5 separate regions of the Mus musculus genome follow, and all the other regions are linked to region 3. The links are chromatin loops, found by intact Hi-C in ENCODE. Cell type or tissue: heart. All regions are shown on one strand. Region 1 holds the start of Gata4 (GATA binding protein 4). Region 2 has its middle 31 kb from the start of Gm46480. Region 3 overlaps Dleu2 (deleted in lymphocytic leukemia, 2). Region 4 has its middle 19 kb from the start of Spryd7. Region 5 holds the start of Trim13 (tripartite motif-containing 13).

What was found. Peaks named below come from ENCODE experiments on the same cell type or tissue, not always from the same donor. Only the 100,000 strongest peaks of a DNase experiment are listed, where the experiment ranks them.
Region 1: a loop joins it to region 3, with 7 times the contacts of the local background. A loop is called at or near these places in 3 of 42 quality-filtered maps.
Region 2: a loop joins it to region 3, with 3 times the contacts of the local background. A loop is called at or near these places in 2 of 42 quality-filtered maps.
Region 4: a loop joins it to region 3, with 4 times the contacts of the local background. A loop is called at or near these places in 8 of 42 quality-filtered maps.
Region 5: a loop joins it to region 3, with 2.8 times the contacts of the local background. A loop is called at or near these places in 8 of 42 quality-filtered maps.

The regions. Positions count from the first base shown.
Region 1 is chr14:63,242,821-63,247,820 of GRCm38, forward strand. It overlaps Gata4 (GATA binding protein 4), which reads right to left and starts at 2,451. Exons shown (of 7, transcript NM_008092.4): 1 at 2,331-2,451. In heart, a CTCF peak has its summit at 2,571; DNase peaks (open chromatin) are centred at 2,521, 3,101, 3,701, 4,971 and 2 weaker places; H3K4me3 peaks cover 5,000 bases; H3K27ac peaks cover 5,000 bases.
Region 2 is chr14:61,735,446-61,740,445 of GRCm38, forward strand. No RefSeq gene overlaps it. Among named protein-coding and RNA genes, the nearest start is that of Gm46480, 31 kb to the left of the region's middle. In heart, no CTCF peak of the experiment used is centred here; DNase peaks (open chromatin) are centred at 1,116 and 2,396; H3K27ac peaks cover 384 bases.
Region 3 is chr14:61,648,638-61,653,637 of GRCm38, forward strand. The region is part of intron 1 of Dleu2 (deleted in lymphocytic leukemia, 2); the gene reads right to left. Among named protein-coding and RNA genes, the nearest start is that of Mir15a, 19 kb to the left of the region's middle. In heart, a CTCF peak has its summit at 2,116 (motif pointing right); a DNase peak (open chromatin) is centred at 244; H3K4me3 peaks cover 1,441 bases; H3K27ac peaks cover 957 bases.
Region 4 is chr14:61,572,950-61,577,949 of GRCm38, forward strand. No RefSeq gene overlaps it. Among named protein-coding and RNA genes, the nearest start is that of Spryd7, 19 kb to the left of the region's middle. In heart, no CTCF peak of the experiment used is centred here; a DNase peak (open chromatin) is centred at 2,332.
Region 5 is chr14:61,596,603-61,601,602 of GRCm38, forward strand. Trim13 (tripartite motif-containing 13) reads left to right here and starts at 2,910. Exons shown (of 3, transcript NM_023233.3): 1 at 2,910-2,968; 2 at 3,192-3,293. In heart, no CTCF peak of the experiment used is centred here; a DNase peak (open chromatin) is centred at 2,909; H3K4me3 peaks cover 1,786 bases; H3K27ac peaks cover 1,248 bases.

The DNA.
Region 1 (5,000 bases), 1.6 Mb after region 3:
CTTTTGATTGGTTTCTATTTTAGTCAGTGATGCATCTGCAGTAATATTAAATGAACTAGATACAAACCCTGGGGCCTGTCCCCTTCCTGAATAAATAACTTTCGACACTTCAGTCCCTCATCTGTAAAGTGCAAATATTATAGGTGTCTTACAGTCATTGGAGGATTATGGCTGTATTATAATGCAATACACACAAAACATTCATGACCAGATCTTAGAAGCCTTAGGCACACACATGATTCAACAGCCATGAATGCAGATCTCCAGGTTACACCACAAGAGAGTACCTGGGATGTAATTTATACTTACGATAAATCATCATCTTTATTACTGTAAAATTCTGGAATTGGGCATTTAGTATATGCACTAATGTTTCCCCCATCTTTGCATCATCTCTAGCAACAAGGAAATCATGACAAAGTGTGCGGTCACACGGTGACTGATAAATTGTTTTATATTTACTTCTTCAAAATGTGCAATAAACTACCAGCTTGGTGGTTGAATATTTCCTTCTAGCAATACAATAAACTGTCGGCTTAGTGGTTGGACATTTCCTCCTAGCAAATTTGGCTGGAGGATGGATACAAGAAACTTGACCTAAGATCACCAACTTTTCCCTTTAAAAAGAAAGGCATAAAGTTTTAAACTTTCTGGAAATCTCTGGACTCCGATAAGCAACTATGCAGATTTACATTGATTAAAAAAAAAATCCACCATTCAATTTTTAAGTCAAGTAGTTGTCCTAATTAATTACACTTTCTATAATGTCAACTCAGGAAGTTATTTTTTTAAGGTAATACACGTTTTCTTTTCTTGACTAACAGCAGTTAAAAGAAGAGATTTAGAATTCTGTAATCTAACTTACAGTATACGTGTGGTGTTAATGTGCAAGCCTGAAAAACTGCAAGCACTAAATCCGTTTGGGATCGCAGGCTTGTGGGCAGAAGCTCTCTGAAGTTTCAAATGAGTGATGCTTTAACCTGATGTTGAATTTCTAGAACAATAGAAGGTGGAGAAGATATCCCTCTTTTCTGGAAAGGCCAGAAACCATTCTCCTGGGTGGATTCTTGCCTATCTATGATCTGGGGCCCAGTAACCTCCATCTTTTCACTTAAGTCTAGTCCGGCCTGGCCTAGACTTTTCTCTCTCTTTCAAATCACCCTACAACGTTCATCCCAAGTTCCCCAACAGAAAGAAAATTATTTCTCTTTTCAGGATTTAGTCCACAGCTTTTCTGGAACCTGTTTTTGAGAGTCAGAAAATACACCGCGCTGGAATGTGTCTTTTTACAGGTCTTTCCTTTAGGCTCCCGCGGGTCTCTCCGGTCCCCGCCACACTGAGAATGGTCACTAACCAACTTATACACTAACCCTCCGTAATCTCCCCAGGTAACCTTTCTTTCTTCTAATGTCCGAAGCGTCCTTCCTGGCTGCCTTCCTTTTCCAAAGGTACAGGAAATAAATTCCCGAGGTGCTTCCCAGCAGCGCGGCCTTATTTCCCCGGATCCTTTACTGCCTCGGGTCCCTCACTATCCTCTTCCTTTCAACCGAAAAGCCCCTCTTTCCTTCCACCTGGTGAAAGTTCATCACCCAGACATCTCTTCCCCAAGAGTAACAACTGCCAACTCTCCCGGGTCACATCCAAGCGATAGAATACGTGAATCAGGGGAGCTTGAGCCGACTACCCAAGACTATCCCTGATTTCCGCCGGGGTTTTGGCCCTGGGTCGCTTTCTCCCCGAAAGCGGTGTATGTGGGTAGTATTCAGCAGTGCATAACACACACAATTCCTGAGCCCTAGAGGAGTTTGAGGAGGTTGGACAGAAAGCAGAAGAGATCCGCAAGTTTCCGAGCCTATCTCCAAGGGCCTCCAGCCCTCCCCCAGGTCCCAGGGCTGCCTGCCACTGCCACTCTGCACTCCCTGCGTGGCAGGCTGGAGACACTATCCTATCTGCACCCCAAAGTGTGGGCTATGCGGCCTGTCCAGGGTCAGTCGGTCAGAGAGATTACACGGGCCCTGGCCAGTGGGATGGAAGGCAGAGTTGGAGAATCTGCAAACAGGACGGATTAAAAGGATTCATGTTCCCTCCCAAACAATCCAAACGCACCTCTCCAGCACCCATCAGTTTTTGCTGCTAATCAGTCTCACTTGATTTAATAGTCCTCGCTAGGCCAAAGTCAAAAGCGGAGCAGTTTTTAGCCAATCTGGGGGCACTGGAGTGACCGGCGTCTCCTTTCCCAGCTACCTACCTCCCTATTCCAGGCAAACTAGGGCGGCGGACTTGTGAGTTTCTCCTGCCCCGGAAAAGAGCAGGGACTCGGGGAACCCTACCTGGCCAGCTCCAGTTTCCCAGAAAACCGGCGCGATCTCCGTGAGTCCGCGGAGCTGCAACTGCGGCTGAGCCTCGGGCGGCCACTCTGCGGGCCTCCGGCTTGTCCCCTGCTCCCGGCGCGGTTCCCCGGGCCCCCGCGTAGCGATCGCCTGCGCTGACTGGCCTAAGGGAGTCACGTGCAAGGGCGGGGGCGGGGGAGCCCGGACCCGGCAGCACCTCCGCCCGGCGCCCGCCCGCAGGACTCTTCCCAAAGCTCCCCCAACAGGCAAAGTCCATGCGCGCGGAACTCTCGGGGAAGGAAAGCACTCAGTGCCGGGCGCTCCGTTCTGCCCTCAGTGCAGCCCGACGTCCTTGCGGTTTGCTGCTCTGCCAAGGATCGTGTTTATTCTCCTTCTCTTTCCTCCCTACTCTCAGTGGTCCACGTCCAGCGCCCTGTTCAAGGGGCGGGGCTGGTAGAGGAGAAGGTGACCTCGCACACTGGGCTCATGGTCGCCGGTGGGGCACTGGGTCACCCGGGATGCCTTGCTAGCCTCAGATCTACGGGGCCCTTGAAGTGAGCTCGGGAGAGGGTCAGGAGGCACTAAAACCTGAACTGGCCCTTAAGGTCAGTGCCTAGAGACGCAAGCGCTCTTTTCTCCTTCCCACGAGCCGGTGGAGACTGCAAGGCGCCGAGAACCTCCACCAGCCCAGGAGTTTATGTATTTATACAAAACGCGCACCCCTCGCCGCCGACACTTCTTCCCACTCCTGCGGTCTCCCGTCCCTTCTCATCACTCCCTGTAGCCCTCACCGACTGGGGTCCAATCAAAAGGATGAAGTGGGGGTGGGGAGCCTGGTCTCTAACCTTAGAGCCCATTCAAGGACTGTAGTTCCTTCCCTAGGGTGGGGGTAGGGAGGGTGCCAGACCTTAGTTTGGAGTCGGCGTCAGTGCCTGTAGGCCCTGGCGCAGTGGAGCTGTGAGGGGAGAGTCCCTCAGACAGGTCTAAAGGTTAATAGAGCAATCACAGGGCCCTATTACCGCGTAAAAATAACCCATCGATTACCACAGCCTTCAGCTGCAGATAACAGCTCTCTGGTGGCTCTCGCGCTTTGGGCTAAACTTTTTTTTTTCTTCTTTTAAGCCCTCATTTCTCTCCCCGGCACCGGTTTCCAATACAAGATTAGAGGGGTCAGGAGAGGGCTGGAATACCACCTGGTAAGAACCCTGTGCAGCCCGAGAAGGCTCGGGATGGCACCGGCTCCCGCAGTTCGAGGACTGACTGCAGATTGCTATTGCTATTGCCCCGCCAGTGCAAAAGCAACCCAGGCGCTAGGAACAGGCTGGGACGCCGAGCCAATTGAAAGGGAAAACCCGTGGGACTTTGGCCAACCCGTGGGGATCTCAGGAAAATCCCAGAGGAAGGACTGAGCACGGCTGCGCCGGGGGAATTCTCTTTTCCAAACCGAAGGGGCCCGAGGTCCAGAGCGGCTCTAGAGGAGAGAAAACTGAGGCCCGTCAGGGGTGCTGAGCTGCCCGCACTCTGGCTTGATTTACCGAAGTAGCCCCGGGTGCCGCCAGTTTGAGCCCTTGGGCGCCCCGGAAGCTGGGGCCCCATGATTAGGGTCCCTTCTCCAGCCCCCCCCCCCAATCCTAAACAATGCCAGTCAGAATCAGGGCCTGCAGGTTCGAGATCTGGTAAAGTTTTAGGGATGGTATTCTGAGGATTTCAGAGGCCATCGCTGAGCATCAAGGAACCCTCCCACAACATCTCCTCTGAGACTCTCGGATGAATGCAGAGAATGGCGTGGCCCTTGCTTTATTTTACAAGAAACCCTCAACTACCTGGTGAGCAGAAGAGAAACGAAGCCAAAGGCCCACAGCCCAAGCCAACGAGGCGTGTCTGTCTCTCTGTCTCTCTCTCTCCTCTCCCCCTTTCTCTCCCTCTATCCCTCCCTCTCCCTCTCTCTCCCTCCCTTCCTCCTCCCCCTCCCCCCCCCCTCTCTCTTTCTCTGACTTGTGTGCCTTAGATCTCAGATTTGCCTCACTGTAGTGTCCCTCATAGACCAAAATGCGCTAAGCTCCGGGGCCAAACCTAGCGTTCCTGGTTTTGTTACCCATGAAGTCTGAAGCTCGGGGCTTAAGTGTCTGGGGGAACAGCCATGTGTGATACGCCTCTGTGTCGCCAAGGTCTCCAACAGCTGCCAGGCGACATTCTCCTTGTGTCTTAGCCATCCCCACCTCTACCCACCCAACAGCCTTCCTGAAAACCAAGTTCTAACGGTTTAAAGGAGGGTACCCCAGATAGTCTGGGGATACTTTGCTCAGTGCGATTGAGAGACTCAGTGAAGTCTCTTAGGGAATCGGGTGATCCTTCGCTCTTGCTAAGATCAGCCAAAGACCATCCCAGACCGCTTTTCCTTTCCAGGAGTCTCCAGGCATCTCCCGCTGAGCTGACTGCTGCGAGCGGGAGGCCCGAGACAGATCTCTGACTCTGAAGGCGCCTGGGACAGAGACATTTGTTTCAGCTTCCTGTGACTTAACCCCCACACTTTGGGTCCCACACAACAAATTTTTCCCGGTGTGTGGGCTGAGAGTCAAACCAGACGCGTTTCTTGGGCGCTTTTGGTTTTTTCTTCATTCCCTCCCTCCTTCCTCCCCTTGCCTCCGGTCCTTCAGTTGCTCCCTTCCT
Region 2 (5,000 bases), 87 kb after region 3:
TCCTTAGATTCTGTGGCCATTCCTGCTGCTGCTGTCCCCTGTGACTTGGAAGCAGATTTCCTATTCCATTGTTCTTCTATTCTCCCTCTTCTTGGTGGCTACCTGTTGCAGTGCGGCTTAACTGCTCTACACCGTGCCCGAGACTCTTTCCCTGAGCCTAACCATCCGGCTTCTCACCATTCAGCTCATTCTCCTTTCTAGCTTACACCAGCCATTTGGGCTGATGAAATCTTTAGCTTTTCCCAGCCAGACTCTGTGCAGCTAGCTAAAATGACCTTGAACCTATCATCCTGCTTCTACTTCCTGAAAGTGGGGATTGCAGGCCCGAGCTAACTTGGCTTGGCTTCTGTGGTGTTGGGGATGGAAGGCAAGGCTTTGTGCGTGCCAGGGAAGCTCTTTACTACCTGAGATCCATCCAATCCTGCTTCTCTGATCCAATTTTAAAACCTGTCACTTCACCACTGCTAACTCTGGAGGCAGCACATTCCTTTTATGGTGATTTAGAAAACTAGATGTAATTGCTTCATAATGATTTTCTTCCTAGACTTCCTGTTCAGCTCAAAATTTTGTTATCCTCAGGTGTTCACAGCAAGTTGCTAAGGAAAACGCAAAATCTGCCACTAACACAAATAGCCTCTCACAGGAATTTTGGAGTTGATTTTGTTTTAGATAATCTGTCATTAATTGTGTCTCCCCCTCACCACTCCCTCCCACTCTCCCCCCCCCCCATTTCAAGGGTAAACAAGAATTCACTGAGAAATCAGGTGATTAAACTCCAGGTGGGCACTCCTCACAGCTGGGGTGAGTAGCTATTATAATAAGTCACAGAGCTTCAAATGAAAAGCCCTTAAAAACTCTTTAAATAATAAAGCATTTAAGAGTTTGTTGGAATTAAGAAAAAAAAATACATGAAAATACTTCATCAGAAGGAATGAAAAGTTGTTGCCCTCACTGCCTTTCAACATACAGTCAACGATGAGCCCACCACGCTCCAACAGAGAGTACGCTCCAACAGAGAGTACCAAACTCTCGGTCACACAGACAACCGTGCTTTAAAAATCCCTGAACGAAACAAAGGGGCCTGGACATAGGAAAGTGACTTGTTGCAGAGCTGCAGAGCCGGGTGGGGACTGTACAGGAAGGAAGGCGGTAAGGGGGAGGGAGGGTTGAGAGTCATCAAAATGTGTTGTATGTGGGTATGGAACTGTTGAAAAGCAAATTTAGCCAATAAAAAACAAGAGTACACACAAAAATAAAAAGTATTTTCATCATCATGAGAAAAAGTGCAAAGAATTAATTATCCTTGTAAAATTGGAAAATGTTTCATTCGCTAACAATAAAAAATGGCTTTTGCTGGCATTGTTTTTGTTTTAGGAGTAAAAAAAATAATGTAATCCTTATAGAGTCTTACAGGCAAGTAAACTTGTGAGACTTAATTGGACACGAAGTAAATGTGAAAGCTAAATGTGGTTTGGACAGTGCTACACACGCACAACTCTCCTGGTGTAATTTGCATGAAAAGGAAATCAAAGAGCGAGAACTCTCAGGCTGATCGGCTGTGAAGGACTTAATTCAAAACAGTTTTCTGCTTGAAAAAAAGTGATTTATTTTAAATGTACTTTTGAAAAACAAAAGCCTTACTGGTAACCACCATTTTAGGTGTATTATCTCAATGTGGGATTTCAGTAAAAGGTCAAATCTTATAGAAGTATTTTTGGTCTGACTCAGTCCTGATCACAGATAAATTTTATCAAGAAAATGAAACGAGTTGAGCATTTTAAAACCCGGAGAGAGAGCTTGTTTAAAGAGGCAGCACTTCCCCCTCCCTGCCCCCGCCACAATAAAGACTCTAAGGAGAGAACTTTGGTTGAGAAAAATCTAAAATGAACACATTTAGATGCTCCTGTGCAAGTTTTCTGCACACAGGTTAGAATGGTAGTCGGGCTGCTTTGGAGCAAACAAGGCACAGTTGCTGTTTTGTTTTGTTTCAGTTCAATAGGCAAATTGAACTTCCTGCTTTATAACTGCCCTTGATTAAAGTGCTCTATTTTATCCCAGAAGTGCAAGTGGGGAGCTTTAACTTCAGTTTAAACCTTGTTTAACAGTCCCCAGCCCACTTCCCGAGGAACTCCCTGTGGACCATTCTCATTTTTTTTTTTCCAGGATCTAGTATGACTTCTGTATTTGTCATTGGCTAGGGAGCATTCCCAAGCCTGGCCTTGCTGGCAGCTCCCTGGGCTGATGTCCTGACTCACTGTGGGAGAAGACTCTGTCATCCTTGCCAAAAAGGAAGCCCTGACCTGACCAGCCCCTTACTCATTAACCTCAGCTAGTCCAGAGGTTGGAATGAGGGAGCGAAGGAAGCTACCGTAGATCTGTGGATTAAACTGTGCACCAAGGAAAGAGCAAGCAAGCCTCAAGTCCTTGAAAAGGCCCGCTTGCAGGGAGTTGGCGGTGGGGTCGGGGTGGGGTAGTGCAAAGCAGCCTAACTCAGAAGCTCACCAGCCTACAGTAGGGTCAAGCCTTGGTTCACACAGGAACTTCAAGTTCAGGCTATGGTGGCTTGGTGTTGCTGCTTGTTATTGCCCCACTGATTGGGAGCTGCTGTGGCAGATACGGCCTCACTTCCAGATAGAGGCTAGACTTCATATGGCTAGGCTAGGAAAGGACTCAGATTTAACAATCAAAATATTGAATGCACGCCACATTCTCCCCAATCTACTGTTGAAAAATCGCAAGCCAAACCACTGTTTAATGTGTCCAGCAGTGAGAGCCTGTGTGGGTCAAGCTTCCTGGTCTCCAACTCATTTCCTATTCCTATAGAAGCTGTACAGTCCGCTGGAGGTGCAGAGGTAGTACAACCTCCAGGCTTGAGACCTGTTTGTACGCTCAGCAAGAATCTGCCTGAGAGAAGAGAGTTGACTCCAGGCAATTTTCATTTTTCTACCTTCCCTCTGACAAAACCCCATCTTGACTCCTGCGCCTTTAACAGCTCTTTGCTGTGTAAACTCTGGTGAGCACTACTGACCTGAACAGGGCTAGATTCTGCTGCTAGCTTGTGTCTGCTTTTCCTTACAGAGAACACTCAGATTTGGTTCATATATTGGCAGCAACATGTCCAGCCTGGACAGTGACAGTATTCTAGGCCAACTGGGATCTGTCACCGAAGATAAGGATAGTGAGTTTGAAGCTAGGTATGGGTGGTGCTTTGAATATGCTTGGCCCGGGGAGTGGCACTATTTGGAGGTGTGGCCTTGTTGGAGTGGGTGTGGCCTTGTTGGGAGAATTGTGTCACTGTGAGTGTGGACTTTTATTTTTTCTTTTTTTGGTTTTTTGAGACAGGGTTTCTCTGTGTAGCCCTGGCTGTCCTGACAGGGTTTCTCTGTGTAGCCCTGGCTGTCCTGGAACTCACTCTGTAGAACAGGCTGGCCTTGAAATCAGAAATCCGCCTACCTCTGCCTCTCAAGTGCTGGGATTAAAGGCGTGTGCCACCACTGCCCGGTGAGTGTGGACTTTAAGACCCTTGTCTTAGCTGCCTGGAAGCCTGTTTGACTGTGGAACAAGATGTAGCACTCTCAGCTCCTCTAGCCCCACATTTGCTTGGATGCTGCCATGCTCCAGCCTTGATGATAATGGACTGAACTTCTGAAACTGTAGGCCAGCCCCAATTAAATGTTGTCCTTTTAAGAGTTGCCTTGGTCATGGTATCTGTTCACAACAGTACATCCCTAACTAAGACAGCATGACTGAGAAACCCAGTTCTGATCAGTGAGACCTGAGCAGAAGTCTGCTGGGAAGAAGGGGGTGGGGAGGAACAGGAGAAGGCAGATTTGCAAGAAAGCTTTTGTGCTCCTGATGGCAGATGAAAGGGTGCCCAAAACACTGTGCTCTTGACCCTTCATCTTTGCTTGATTACAAATGTAACCTAGAGCTGGGTCAGCCGCTTGTGACCATGAAGTTATAAGCCCAATTGCTTACTCTGTGAAGGTAATAACCCTTTACCTGCATGAGCCACCACCAGTGGAGGATTCTATCATTTGACTCAAGATTCTTAATGGATGTGTGTGAAGAAAATGCTTTTAAAGTTTTTTTTTTTAACCTATTTTATATTTATCCTGAATCTTTAAGGTAGGAAGTGGTGGTAAAGATTATAGTCTGCATGGGTTAAACACATTGGTGATTAACTCTGAGTCACCAAGAACACATCAGTGTAGCATTAAGGAAGAAATGACTCCAGTGTGTCTCCCTGGAGTCATTTAACCAAGAATGAGTCCAGATTTGAATTATCTACTTTATGTTTGCTGTGTCTTCGCTCCACTGTCTGTTGTACAGTCTGAATCTGTACTTGCCTGGATCTTGTGAATCTGTCCCTGTGTCTGTGTTAATGTCTGTCTATGTGTAACTGTATGTGTGTGTGTCTGTCTGTCTGTCCCTCACAAAGGGATTTGCTTTGTATTTGTTGGACAGCACAGAGAACATCACATGGGGGAAGGGCTGAGGAATACTTCATAGAAATCTTTAACAGAGTTTATAAAGGACTGAGTCAGGGACTCCAACTGGCCCCAACTGACCAAGATAACAAACAGTATTACAAACACCATTGTTTACCAACCAATATAAATATATACGTTATGTTCAACATTTGTGGTGGAGCTTCACTTTAGAAGATTGTTTTCAACATCTGTGTTTGCTGCTTTCAGCAAATGCTACCCGTGACTGTTCTGGGTCAGGGACATGAAAGAGCACCTAACTTTAGATTGCAGCTATGCATTAGCTTAGGTTGTAAAACTTGATTGCATGGTAAATCCAAGGCAAATGAGTTTGGTGGTTATATTGTGCTCTTAAAGGCAAGTTAAGCAGGCCGAGTGCACAGTAGGATATCAATCTTAAGTCTTAAGTGACTTCAAGGCGTATCATTAATTCTGGCTGTTTGGTCCAGTAGAATTTCTAGTCTCTTACAATGAAAGAGATATTTTCAGAATATTGCATAATCATAGTAA
Region 3 (5,000 bases):
AAGCCCCACCGACTGCCCTCTGCTCTAAGTTAATTTTTTTGATGATTTTTGGGGGATTTTCCGGCGTGATCCTAGCGTCGCGCTAGGCTCGGACAGGTTATCCCTTCCCTCCCGCTAGATTGATGAGATCAGGCATCACTCGAAAATGGCGCCGAAAGCGCTGAGACTCCTCATTCAAATTCGTTAGAGCCAACCCCGCCGCCCCGGGGCATGCCGGGAACGCGGGCCGGCTCCACAGCTGTCCCTGCCTCCCCCCACCCACCCCCGCGCGACCCTGCTGCGCATGCGGAAACTTCTACCTCCCTCTCCCCCGGCACATGCGCAGGATCGTCGTGGCGCAAGGCTCTCTACTTCCTCGGTTCCAGTCCCCGCTGTGTCTTGCGCTCCTGTGTGTGCCTGCGTGGCCCCTGTGCGGCAGTGGAGGTGGTCAGCTTTCGGACACTACTCCGGTGACACACTAGTGATGAAACAAATCAGGGACTATCTTAAGAGTTTCGTAAAAACAAGACAAAAACCGCTTTTAACTAAACTCCAAGCCACCGAGTGCGCCTTCGAGCCCTGGGTGGCCGCTCAGGAACTTAAAACCGCGTATCGCTGTCGTGCTCTCGCCCTCCGCCAGCGCCTCCCAGATCTGTCACACCTAAGCCTAGAACCATCTCACGAGGTAGGAATTTTACGGTTCAATCACACGACCAGCGGGCGGCTGTCACACCCCGACGTTTCCCTCCACCCCAGACCTCGAGGTGTGCGACCAGCCCACCATGCACAAGCCTTTGGATTCTGAACTGGAGACGGAGCTTTCGGTTCTGGATTGGAGCCGAAGATGTACAATCTTTTGGACGTCACTAGGGTACTTTTCCAAAAGAAAAAAAAAATAGTGCTAGAGTAAATTATGGACTCACCAGATAGGTTTCCCGTTGTATGAAGCCCCGAAAAAGTTGTAAGAGCCACTGGGTACTGATAATGTGGTACGCATTGTTATCAAACGCTTTGTGGATCAGGTGTCTCACTGCCCACAACACCTCTATGAAGTAGGTATTATTTTTGTTTTATGGCTATTGAAACCTGATGTTCCGATTATAAATTCTGCCGTCTTGCAGCTGGTGAGAGCAAGCTAGGTAAACCGCCTTTAAAAATGACTCTATAACAGGACAAAAAAAATGAAGTTAATATTTTAATTTTTCTTACAAAAGCATCTTTTGATCCTTTGCTTGCAAGACATTGTCCCTTCCACTAGGCTAATTAAGATGAAGTTTTTAAAAAGAAAAACTGCCATTGCTCCTAGATGACTATAGGGCTGTGTTTGGTTATGTTTCACTTGATTCTCATGGATTTTTAAAAAATGACTGTGAGTGTTTTGTTTACATGTGTGTATGTGCATCTTATATGTGCCTTCAAACATCAAGAGAGGAGGGATTTCCTGGAACTATGCTAAAACTAAGCCTGGGTCCTTGGCAAAATCAACAAGTGCTCTCAACTGCTGAGCTATCTCTCCAGCCTTATCAAATGTTGCTTTTCAAAACAGAACCCAACAGTTTAAAAATCAGGGATATTACTATGTTTGCTCTAGTTTTTATTATAAAAACAACTTGTGATGAATTGTAACTTTAAAAAATATCTTCTTTATGGCTTTGAGGCTGGCCTAGAACTCAATTTTGTAGCCCAGGCTCAGGCTGATAATCCTGCTTCAGTCTCTTGAGTGCTGGGATTACAGGTTTGTGCCACCACACCCTGCAGAATTGTAACTTTTGAACATAAAAAAAAGATACATCTTGTTATTATGTCCGTTAAAGCCATGGATATGAAACTTAAGCACCAAAGAGGAAGTGCACTGGAGAAGGCGTCCATGGTTTGCATCAGTGAGGTACAACTGGAAAAGAAGAGACTTTAGCAACCAAGATCAAGACTGACATGGCTGAATAGTGTTCGGCCATCTACGTTTGCTCCGACTAAAACTTATATGGCCATCTCATTTAGAATATTTAAGTCCCATATAGTTAAGATTCGTTTAAAATCTTAACAAACCACAAATCCTCATTGAGTCATTAAAATGGGAGAAAACAAACTCAAGTAACAAAGCTCTGTGCGTCAACAGAAAGCCACTGGGGAAAATGATCTTTCCACCACAAGAGGGTGCACATTCCCGAGTTACATTTCAAAGGGAAAAAAAAAAGATTTTTCTATCAGATCATCACACTCAGGATTTAAAAGCTTGGAAGAATGTCCAATCTGAATTTTATAACTCCAAAACATGTCACACCTTATGAGACTAACGAATCCCACTCTTTAGATAGTAATTAGTATTTGGATATCAGGGTGTACATTCCCATCTGTATTCTAGAAAGGCGTTATCATCTCTGTCTGCCCACTTCCACCCACTCAGTTTAAGTCTCTGTATACAGCAATACTCTCTATACTTCTGTAGGACCCAAGCCACATTTAAAACCTGGAATGCAATCACCAGCGAGCGAACGGTAAATGTGGATACTATGGAAAACAGGTCTTGACATCTCAGCCCCCACCCCCCACCCCCTGCCTTCCTACTATTTCACATAGGAAGTGCAACTGATGGAACACTGACTTCAGGATATTAACTTAGTTAAAAACTGTAAAAGCACCCTCATTCAAGAGAGACTCAATGTCAGAATCAGAAACCCTTTTGAATGGTAACTTGAAAACCACAGATTGTTTAAACACTGCTTAGCGGTTTGCAGGTTTAGGTCTATTGTTCTTGCTTTTTGTTTTCTCCTAGACAGGCTCCTCTATATAGCTCTGGTTGTCTTGGAACTCACTATGTAGACCAGGTTGACCTCAAATTCACAGAGATCTACCTGTTGCTTTCCCAGTACGGGAAGTAAAGGTGCATACCTCTGTACCCAGTTTTCAGCACCCTTTTATGTTCCTGTTGTTAAAAAACCAACTAGAGTTTCAAATCTATAAAATGTTATTAGATCATTTGCTGCCTCTTGTAGGGAAACAAGTTCTCTTTCTCCCTAAATATACATTACTTGCCTGTGCCCCGCCCCCTTTCTTCTGAACTTTTCACAGGCAAACATGGGTCCTAGCTCTTCATGTCTATATTCCTGGGAGTGCATTTCCTGACAGCCTGATAAACATACACTTGAACAGCATTTTTACCATCATGTTACAATTTTTGAGGTTGGCCCTTTATAGTATTCCTCCCTCCCTGACAGGTGCCTGTCTCGGCCAGGGAATGCTTTTAATTGTCCTATTTCTTTTAGCATCCTTTGTTCTGGAAAATTTCCACTCTTTGTCTTGTAAGTCCTTGATGTATTTGAAGGATACAGAGTCACACATTTTCAGAATAATGTTCACTCCATGTTTCCTTACAGTTAGATGGAGACTATGCATTTCAGCCTTCAGTACTGCACAGACTCTGTTGCCTGTCCCTCAGAGTGTCACTTGTAGAACATGACACCCATATATTACTCACTGATGATCATAATTTTGATCCCCTTGTCAATGTGTGACCACTGTATAGTTACTCTTTTTTCATTCCTGGAAATAGACAGCAGTTTGTGGGGACATTATATCCCACTCATCAGAAGTTCCTTTTATGTTCAGCATTCATAATTGCTTATATAGTTTATATGATGGATGCAAGATGATTGGACAAATCCACAGCCCCTCTTCAGTTTCAGCCTATAGTACTCTCCTGTAAACAAAGCCCTTCTGGTTCCCTGCTTACTATTCAGAATCTATATGAGTACATTTGAATTCCTGTTTCTCCACTTCTATATTTGCTTATTCTCATTTATGATGTCCATCTACAAATATTTTTCAAAATTCAGATTTTTTATGTGCATATTTTGCCTATGTACATCATGTTATGTCTGGTGCCTTTAGAGGTCAGAAGACAGACAGTATCAGATCCTCTGGAACTGGAGTTGTGAGCCAACCTGTGGGTGCTGGGACCCAAACAAAGATCCTGTACAAAAGCCACAAGTGTTCTTAAGTGCTGAACCATCTCTCCAGCCACTCTGCCCATATTTTATTTGTATATTTGTGTACTGTTTTTCTGAATCACTTAGGGTAGGTTACATATACCATTGCCTTTCACCTCTAAGGTTAAACTATATAATTATTTTGATATTCAAATTGTCTTATGTGTAACTAGTAGAAGCACTTTCTTTTGTAGCTTCTGTTAACATTACTTCATTTTTATTTTTAAAAAGCACTCCCTTAGTTGCTTGTATAATGAGATAGTACATTTTTATCTCTTACTTAAGTTTGCTTTTCCATGGAATAAGCCTTTTCCTTTTTAAGAGGGCTGTTTCCATGTTAGTGGAAAATGATCTTAGGGAGCAAGGTTCAGTATGCTTACTGGTACTGGATTATCTGCTTCTTGCAGCTTGTAGGAGACAGTCCTGCAAAATATATTTGCGTGTGTGTGTGTATGCTCACAAATATTTATATACAAATCTTATAATCTGTAAAGGATATAAATTTAATTTTAAATTACATATAGTTTAAAGACAACTATAGTGACATAAAGTTCTAGATAAAAGAAATGAAATCCCCAGCCCTCAGAGGCAGGTAGGACTCCATGAGCTCAAGGCATCTGGTCTATAGAAGGAGTTCTAGGACAGCCAGGACTACACAGAGAAACCCTGGTCCTGAAAAACTGAAAGGGGTTGGGGGAGGGGCATGAGGAAGAAATGAAGTCACACCCACACCATCAATTCATATAGTTTTCATGTTCCCTTTTAGTCAGTGTCTATATACATAATTATATAGTTTCATAGTCCTCTTAATCCCTTTTCACTTAACATGCCATAAACATATGAGTTACTATATAATTTTCATAATCTTTATTTTAGAATGTTCTGAGATATGTCATTAGAATTTTCTATTCCTGGGCATTTAGCCTATTTCTAGTTTTTGGTATTAAGATTCTGAAATGAACATTTTTATACATATGCCCCTTTTAATTTAATGTTTTATCAATTGATTGGAAGATTTCCTAGAAGTAAACTCTT
Region 4 (5,000 bases), 76 kb before region 3:
ATGCTCTCTTGTGATTTTTTTTTTCGGTTTATCAAGACAGGGTTTCTCTGTATAGCCCTGGCTGTCCTGGAACTCACTTTGTAGACCAGGCTGGCCTAGAACTCAGAAATCTGCCTGCCTCTGCCTCCCAAGTGCTGGAACTAAAGGCGTGCGCCACCACCGCCTGGTCTCTTCTTGTGTTTGAAGATATGTACTTACATATAATAAATAAATCTTAAAAAAAAAAAAAGAAAGAAAAAAAAATGTTAGTGTCAAGAGATGAGTTGCAAGCCTTTCAGCCTGAAAAAGGAGCTAGAAACAACCAGTTAAAGAGGGTTCCTGAAAAAAAATGACCCAGAATTCTTTGGGACGCAGGAGCAGGGAGGTGAGGCTAGGACAGGTTGGAAAATCTGCCAGAGAGAGAAGGCCCTACGCCCTGACCTGGCATTCCTGGGATGTCCAGGAATCCACTGAGGGCTGTGATAAAATCTTGTTAGGACTCTGACTCCCTGGAGCCAGAATTGTGCCTCCAAGGCTACCTGGAGAGCGAACTCTGAGGTAGCTGCGGGTGCTCTGACTCCTGAGGAGGCTGCGGGTTCAACTCCTGTCGTTCTACCTGAGATCGGAGAGAACTGGACAGTAGAAGTGACTACCAGAAAGGTTCAGCCATGGAGCAAATGCATGGGAAGGCCTCGTAGCTCAGACTCAATACTGCCTTTTTCACGGTCCCAAGCAGTAAGTGGGATTCCAGGAGTCTCTGAGTGAGAACCCCAGCCCCAGGAGTCCTGAGAGAGCAGGCTTGGCCACACAACCCCATTTCCCTTGAAAGCAACGGGTGACAGTCAATTCTAATAAATGTGACCATTGGGAGGGCGAATACATGAAGTTCAGTGACCCCAAATTAGGACATTGGCAAGGTGCAGGAACTTCACCTCAAGCTGCACAGGTGCCCAGAGGAGTTTTAGATTTGAATTGAGAAGAGGGGTGGGGGCAGGAAGTGCATATATAATTAAAGAGGCCTGCTCAAGGTGTGTCCTCATAGCTCCTTGGCGGTTGGTTCAAAGAGGTTATCTCTGCCCTCACTTGAGATGGCAATGTGGCTCCCATAAGATGACTGCTGTTGCCTACAGGCTGATATAGTAAGGCAAAAGCTTTGCTACTCCAAGAATCCAAGGTGACTGCAGGGCTGAAGACCCTGAGGTACCTTCTCAGGGTCAAACGGAACATTGTAAGAGGTCTTTGTGCAACCAGCCTCGAGGAAGGATGAGCTAGGACAGACAGTCCAGCTTTCAGAAGGACCAGAAGCATAGACCAGTGATTCCCATGCTGCAGGGGACTGACCCTAGATAGGACATTTAAAAAAAAAAAAAATGAAGGCAACCAGTCATGCTTTTTCTGCCTTGTAGGTTCTCGTGAGGAGTCAGCCCTTTCCAGCAAAAGCAGATTTTGACTGGCTGGTTTACAAGGATTAGAGGGAGTGGCGCAAGAAGAGGAAGGGATCCTAGATTTATTGACTTCCTCTGCCACCTCTCTGGGGCTGAAAAGAAAAATGGCTGCTTTCTTTGGAGAGGAGGAGGCCCAGATCTCCAATAGTCAGGGAGATCTGGTGAGGCAGAGAATGCTATCAAGAAAATGTCTAAGAAGCCAGGCAGTGGTGGTACACGCCTTTAATCCCAGCATTTGGGAGGCAGAGGCAAGTGGATTTCTGAGTTTGAGACCAGCCTGGTCTACAGAGTGAGCTCCAGGACAGCCAGGGCTATACAGAGAAACCCTGTCTCGAAAAACAAAAAACAAAAAAAACAAAAAACAAAAAAAAAAAACAAAAAGAAGAAAGAAAGGAAGGAAGGAAGGAAGGAAGGAAGGAAGAAAGAAAGAAAGAAAGAAAGAAAGAAAGAAAGAAAGAGAAAGAAAGAAAGAAAGAAAGAAAGAAAGAGAAAGGAAAAGGAAAGAAAAGAAAAGAAAAAATGTAAGGGCCAAATGTGTTTGCTGGCATCTGTAATCTTTGCGTTGGAGGAGACAGAAGGTGAGGCCAGCCTGGGCCACACAGTGAGGTCCAGGCCAGCCTGAACAACGATATTAGACCTTGTCTCAAAAAAGAGGAGAAGGGGAAGAAAGCCCTTCAAGGACATTCTCTCAGAAAGAATGGGAGAGGGAATAAGTTCCACAAGGGCCTGAATATTTGCTAAAATTCCTTACAGCTATCTTTTCAGATGCTGCCTAGACGCAACCCTGGGAGATTTGAAACTTTCAGGGTTACCCCAATCGAGCTCTTGCCAAGCCAAATGGCTGCCCGAGAAGCCGCTAATAGCGGCATGGGCTGCGTGCTATCACTAACTTTAGAACAGCTTCCAAGGGGTAAATGAGGACAAGGCCAGCACAACCACAGAGCAGCAGAAGCTGGACATAGGCTCGGGCAGGGCAGCCGGCCATCCTGTATTGAACTGGACACGACTGCTTCAGCCTTTAGCCTGTTCACACGCAGGTGATGCCTGTCTTAAAGTCTCATTATTACTTCAGATGCACCTTGTCTTATGTTTCGGTTGTTGCTGTTGTTTTTTAATCAGAAGTTTGTAATTTCAGCTTTTAGTTATTCCTCCTGAGTGCTGGATGAATAAACATGACCTGAAGGAGCCTTCCGAGTCTTTTGAAATGCAAGGCCTTTTATTTCTCCGTTTGAAAGTTAAGCGGTCCAAAACTACTGCTAACTACAGTAGAAATGGACCCCTCAGGAGGAGAGGGCACACCAAACAGCAGAGAGTGACTTTCCTCTCAGCTGGGATGCATTTCTGTAATTCTGTTTACTGAAGGAGCAGGGCAAACATTGCTCTTTGGGGCAACAGACTCTATGGAATTGTCTTCTATCTCCTCTCTCATAGCAACCAAGATTCACCATTGAGGCCCAACCCGGAAGCTAGCTCCTCTTAGGCCCTAACCAACTTACTCAGGAGTCCTATCAGCTGCCACCTCAAAATACAATTGAAAACTTAACCTTCCTCTCCCCCTGGCTCAAACTATCTTTCTCTTGCTGTTCCGGAAGCTGCTCCTCCTTCCCCAACCCCCACCTCAGCAGCACCCTCTCCCTCTGCTGTGGCCAGAGAGGGCTTTCAAAATCGGGTTATATATCCTTGTTGTCTTCCTTCACTCGTAAAATAAAACCTATCAATAGTAACAAGATGGCAAGGCCAACAGCACAGCTGTCCACTGCCCGGCGGCCTGAAAAGCTCCTGTAATCTTTTAGGCCATCCAGTCCAACAGAACTGGATCCTTGGCCTGGACGCAGAAAAGAGTTTCAAGGTGAACCAGTATGAAGCGTGCTGGGGCTTACCGAAAGACCTGTTTTTTTCTCAAGTATTTCCTTTTATTTTATTTGTATGTCTGTTTTTTTGTTTTTAAAGATTTATTTATTTATTATAAGTAAGTACACTGTAGCTGTCCTCAGATACTCCAGAAGAGGGCATGAGACTTCGTTATGGATGGTTGTGATTTGAACTCAGGACCTTCGGAAGAGCAGTTGGTGCTCTTAACCACTGAGCCATCTCTCCAAGCCCTGTATGTGTGTTTTGCCTGGTGTGCCCGCGTGCACACCATATGTATGCAGGAACCCAAAGAAGTTAGGATCCCAGATTCCTGAACCTGGAGTTGTAGGGTCCTGAGCGATCATGGTGCTGGGAAGCTTGCCCTTTGCAAGAGCATCCATTGCTCTTAACTGCCAAGTCATCTCTCTAGACCCCTTAAATATTTTTAATATAGGTTTTATGCATGGGGATTAGGAGAAAGAAAGAAGAGAGAGAGAGAAGGAAAGAAGGAAGGAAGGAAGGAAGGAAGGAAGGAAGGAAGGAAGGAAGGAAGGAAGAAGAAAGAAGCCCTGGGAAGAAGGTAGCATGGATGTGGGCTTCCCTGGGACAGAGTCTTATAAAGGACTTGTTAAGTATTGAGGCTATGGTCTTCAGTGAGTTGTTAGGAACCTAAATGAGACCACAAAGTGATTCCAGAGGAGCGCCTGATAGAGTTACAACTGATACACTCTAGGTCATAGGGATGCATAAAGCAGACACATCTCACTGGAAGCAGTTTTGAACTTGCAAGATGGCTTCATAGGTAAAGGCACTTGCCACACAAACCTGGCAACCTGAGTCCATCTCTAGAACCTATGTGAAGCTGGAAAGAGAAAGCTGGCAACCCCCCTCCCTCCCGCACACACACACACACACACACACATACACACACATTCTCAAATTCCTGGGGAAGTAGTGGGGCCCCACTCAAGGTTATATGAAGTTGGCTATTAAGCCTTGTTCATTGCTATTTTAATATAAAATACCTATATATGAAAGAAGTATTAGGCCAGGCGGTGGTGGCGTACGCCTTTAATCCCAGCACTCAGGAGGCAGAGGCAGGCAGATTTCTGAGTTCTAGGCCAGCCTGGTCTACAGAGTGACTTCCAGGACTACACAGAGAAACCCTGTCTCGAAAAACCAAAAAAAAAAAAAAAAAAAAAAAAAAGAAAAAGAAAAAGAAAAAGAAAAGAAAGAAATATTAGCTCTATGTCAGCAACTTTCACAAGTGATAATTGTGTGAAATTCTTTGTTTTTAATCTATGACTACTCTGACTGCTTGACAGTTTTTCCCTCTCTAAGTTGCTCTCAGATCTTCCTCACCTCTCTACCCCCACTGAACTTTATATTGTTTTTATCTCTTTAAAAAAATAGAATTAATCAAATAAACACACGCACACACAAATTTCTACAAAAATTCAAAAGCAGAAATCAAAATAAACAAGGAAAAGAACAGTAAGACAAAAAAAAAATGTCCCCCAAAGCTATGAGACAAAAGGTCTACAAAAATATTGAATTCATTTTGTGTTGGCCATCTCCTGCATGGTGTCTGTTCTGAAATTTAGTTAATATACCCAGTGAGACTCCACTGAAGGAGGTCCCACTTTCCTTTGTCAGTGGGGGTCAATTGCAGATAGCATCTTACTTAGGAGTTGGGGCTCACATCATCTACTGGCTCAGGGCTAA
Region 5 (5,000 bases), 52 kb before region 3:
CAGTTCCAGACCTGGATTTCTCTTTTTCTAAAGCCATCACCATTGGTGCCATAACTGGAAAGATTCTAGTCATTTTCAAGGCTCAATTTCCTTTTCTTCTTTTTGTATTTTAAAATTTTAATTAAAAAGGGATAGATCCGTGTACATGCATCTTCCTGGAGTACCTCACTGATGTACATGTATAGATATCAGGGTAAGTACACTAATCCGATTTGTGATAGTCTCCACCCTTTTGAAATTTACAGTGCGTCATTGTTACCTGGTGCTCATGGACTGTGGGGCAGGGCTCAGCTTGTTCTTTTCAGGACTTGTTAGGGCAGCGCCCAGCCCTGGGCACTCAGGTTCTTTCCCCAGTTTATGCCGCTTTTTCCTGTTTCTTCTCCCAGGCTGTAAGGATGGATATCTATCCCCTCTTTCATGCCTGCTGTCAGACACTTCCTACTCAGCAGCTCCATCACTGTGACTTTCATGTCTTTGCCACATGACTGCATTTTAAATTGATATAACCTATAGCAATGCTTTACTCGGCATTTGATTATCGGTGAGGAAGAACTGCTTTCCTTGAGATTATTAGTCATTTATATTTTTACAGGCTTTTTGTGTGATTGTTCATGGGCTTGAGCAATCCGGGGTTTTGAAATCAATGGGAAAGCACACGAACACTGATTGAGCCACACCCCAAGCCTCCTCATTCAGTCATTTTTTTTTTTTTTCCTTTGAGACAGGGTTTCTCTGTATAGCCCTGGCTGTCCTGGAACTCACTTTGTAGACCAGGCTGGCCTTGAACTCAGAAATCCACCTGCCTCTGCCTCCCAAATGCTGGGATTAAAGGCTAGCGCCACCTCTGCCCAGCTTGGTTTTTGTTTTGAGACAGGATTTCTCTGGGTAGCTTTGGCTGTCTTGGAGCATACTATGTAGAATAGGCTGGCTTCATCCCCCAAACTCTGGGATTAAGGCCTGTGCCACTGTGCCCAGTTGCCAGCATATTATGCCTGAAGTTTTGTGTGGGCCTGGGACAAAGCTTTCATTTGCACTGACATTTTTGGTGCTGTAGGAAAGAACCTGTTTGTTACAAGATATTTGATTACTGTACATAGAAAACCTAACTGTAGGCTGGGCATGGTGGTGATGCCTTTAATCCCAGCACTTGGGAGGCAGAGGCAGGCAGATTTCTGAGTTCAAGGCCACCCTGGTCTACAGAGTGAGTTCCAGGACAGCCAGGGTTACACAGAGAAACCCTGTCTCAAAAAAACAAAAAACAAAACAAAACAAACAAACAAACAAAAAACCCTAACTGTTAGCAAACCATCAAAGACTAGGTAGATATTGTGTTATCAGCTGCAGTTAGGTGTGTCCTAACAAGAAGCAGCTTGGCTGTGCCTCAGAAAACCTTAGGTAAGAATGCTGAGGCAAATTGCTTGGGAGAAGTCTTGTGGTCTTTTCTCTGACCTGAGGCTATGTCGGTTGGGTGGCCCTGAGCCACTGTAAAGGTGAAGTGGTTTGGCTCCTACTGACTTGTCTTGGAGCCCTCCCCCCTCCCCCCATCTTGGTGGTGAAGTGGTTCAGCCTGCCAAGGGTGTGGGGGAGGAGCTAGAGGCTTCTTTTTATAGCCATTGGATGGAGGCCCCCACTCCTTTGTTTTTTGGCCTTTATGGAAGGAGCTTCAGTTAAGAGATAGAGATCATCCTTTGCGTTTGGGCTAACAGTGGAGTACAGGCAGGACTCGGGCAAAACGGAAATCTAGGTAAGAGCGCTAAGGGGCCCTGCTGGGTTTGGAGGAACTCAAGAGAAAGGTGGATTAGCTCCGTAGAATGACACAAGTTTCTAAAGAGCTGGAAGTTTAGTTGTAGGATCAGGCTTATAAATAATATATATTTTGTATATAGTTTAGAAAATGAAGCTACCTCCCCGATCTAGCAGGTTTTTACCCCAGTTTACGCTTCACGTGTCAAGTGGTATACATAAACGGTTACACGTGCCGTTGGAATTTGAGGAAACCCTCCACAGCTTCGTCTTGGTTTTCCACCTTGTAGAAAACCTGTTCATTTAGAGGATAAGGCTCTTGGTTCCACTGTAACGTTCTCGTGAGGACTAAGTTAGAAATGACAGGGATTGGTCTTAGGAATGGTGTAGCCGGGACCACAGGCAATGGGCGGAAGGGGGCAAGAGGGGCTTTTCCATGACTTGGAACCGCGCTTTCCCCAAATTTGCTCTCCTAAAGGCCCAGGCCTTCCCAAGCGGGAGTAGACGTGCTCCTCCAGCACACATCACCCTGCATTTACCGGCTTTCAAGTTTGGATAGGAACCATCTTTTTCATCCTCTGTAACCACGGTCTCCGCATAGGAGGTGGAAATCAGGGCGAGATATTTTATTTTATTTTATCTTATTTTATTTTGGTTTTTCTTTATTTTTTATTTTATTTTTATTGATTGATTGATTGATTGAGATATTTTAAAACCAGTTAAAAGTTCCTGCCTCTGAGGGGAACCGTAGTAGTGCCTTTCTTTTCTTTTCTTTTCTTTTCTTTTCTTTTCTTTTTTTTTTTTCGAGACAGGGTTTCTCTGTATAGCCCTGGCTGTCCTGGAACTCACTTTGTAGACCAGGCTGGCCTCGAACTCAGAAATCCGCCTGCCTCTGACTCCCGAGTGCTGGGAAGTAGTGCCTTTCTATAAAGTTGGGTCAATGGTTTTCTACCCAGAGATCGCCGAGCCCGCTGGGTCCTGAAAAGTAGGCAAAGTGGTGTGAAGGGTTGGGCTGTGTTTTTGTTTTTGTTGTTCTTGAAAAATGCAAGTAACAACAACAACAAAAATACAGCAATCCAAACTCGGCGCGTGGGCGTCACCAGAGCACTTATCCAGAGGCTGGGCGACCTAGGTGGTGCGCAGGCGCGGGACAGCGGGAAGCAGAGGGCGTGGTCGCCGTGTCCATTTTGCACCGGCGCAGCCCGGCCCCAGTTGGCTGGTGGAGGTGAGCAGTGTGCTCCGAGTAGGGACCGGGGGCCGGGAGTCGCTGGCCCCGCTGCCGCGGCCGGGGGACACCTGCGTGGGCGGTGACGGGCGGCACGGCCTGGCGGCAGCGGTGCTACTGTCGCGGTCGGGAAGGTCAGCGCGCCGCTGGGGAGGCCCCCTGGCTAGGAGGGGGCCAAGAATGCAGATCTGTGCCTGTGACACTCTTTCTCCTTTCTCTACAGTGTTCTCCAGTTTTACCGTCAAAACGTGAGGGAAAACGAACTGGCTCTCTCCACAGAAAATATAGTAAGCTTGCCAAAAGCATATACTTGCCTGGAACAAAGGTAAACCGTATTATTTTTCTTTATGTTCTGGTATTTATGAAGGGGAAAAATACCCGATTTTATTAGTCCTAGGACCATTCCAGATGGAAATAAAAAGAATAAGTATATCTTCACCACCTCCTTTAATAATAGGGCCTTTGTTCTTTTCATATTTCAAAACTCATGGATTCAAAAATCCATGCTTGCCATTCATTTTTTTGGTAATTACTATATATAATTTAAAAAAAGTATGCTCTAAAGGAAACAAATCCAGCAACATTTCTTCTGTGTGGTTTGTCTTAGTTGTCCAGCTACTGGGGCTGTAGAGCAGGGCTTTAGATTCCTGCAGCTTTCTAGACATTTGTATGAGGAGTGCTTTTAAAACAGAATGTCAATATATAGGCATTCTTTGTGCTAGGACTCAATGGGGCTATTAATCAATTATGCCCCCCCCCCCTTTTTTTTTGCTTTAAATTACACCTTGGAGTATGCTATCACAGTCTACCCGGGAACTACACCTCTGCCCTATTTAATGCTAAGCATCAGTTTCACACAGCCTAATATCACCTGAAAACAATCTGAACTGAGTAATTGTTTTTCAGATTGGTCTGTGGATATGTCTTCATTTACACTGGGCACACTGTGGGCAGCTCTATCTTTAGGCTGATGAACCAGCTAAGCAGGAGCCCATTATGGACAGGCAGCCATCCACATTCTTGATGGTGTCTGCTGGTTGGGAGTGGGTTCCATGGTGGAAGGCATTGTTGTGGGGAATAGAGAGCAGTTTGTTTTGCCTTGAGTTCCTGCTCTGACTTACCTCAGTGATGGACTGATTGTAACCTGCAAGTGTCAGTTGATTTTGGTCAGTGTTTTGCACTGAAAGTAACAGGTCCAGGCCCAGAAGACCCATGTCTTCAGCCTTCCTTCCCAACTGTTCTTTCCATCCATGTATTTTCTGGTAGGTCTGGAAGTTGCTCACTCTGGGCAAGCGCTTTCAGTGAGCTGCAACCTCAGCCCTGCTCTGTGAAAGGGTCTCTGACCCACCGCAGTTCATGCTTCTGTGTTTCTGGTACCCTAGTTGTATTTATTTTCAAGTAATATGAAGATAGTATTGTAAAGATCCTCATTTTGTAAAAGATAAAACATATTTGTGAAAACTATAAGAGATTTTTAGAAATCTATGGAGTAAACTTTGTTTTGGGAATCTATCCCAGTGCCTTTAGCATGCTAAGTATACCTCTGCCATTAGCATATTCTCGGCTCCTAACATAGGAAAATCATCTTTTTTCCCCCTTTTTGTGACAGTTTCCTAGTTAGACCAGGCTGGCCTTGAACTAACGTATCTGCCTTCCTCTGCATTCAGAGTGCTGGGTTTGGCTTAAGGTGTCTGCCACTACGCCTGGGTTAGAATACTAAATTTTTGACTTACTTTCTGGAGAGTTTTGAATCCTAGAACTTTGCAAATTCAAGGTCTGTGCTTTGGTGGTAGAAGGGCAAGGAGAGTCAGGCCCCATGTTTTTCCTCCGGAAGTTGGGGGCTTGGTTAGCTACTTTGGGTTTAAGCCCAGAACTTACGTTTTATTCCTACCCCTTTGTTCTCAAGATAAGTGACGCATGCTTCTAGTAACTGATTTAAGTTGGTTTACGTTTTAAGTCCAGGCGGAAACAGTAAGAATGAGACCTGTTCAGTGTTTGCTAAGGTGAGGAAATACGTGGAGAGACGGAGTGT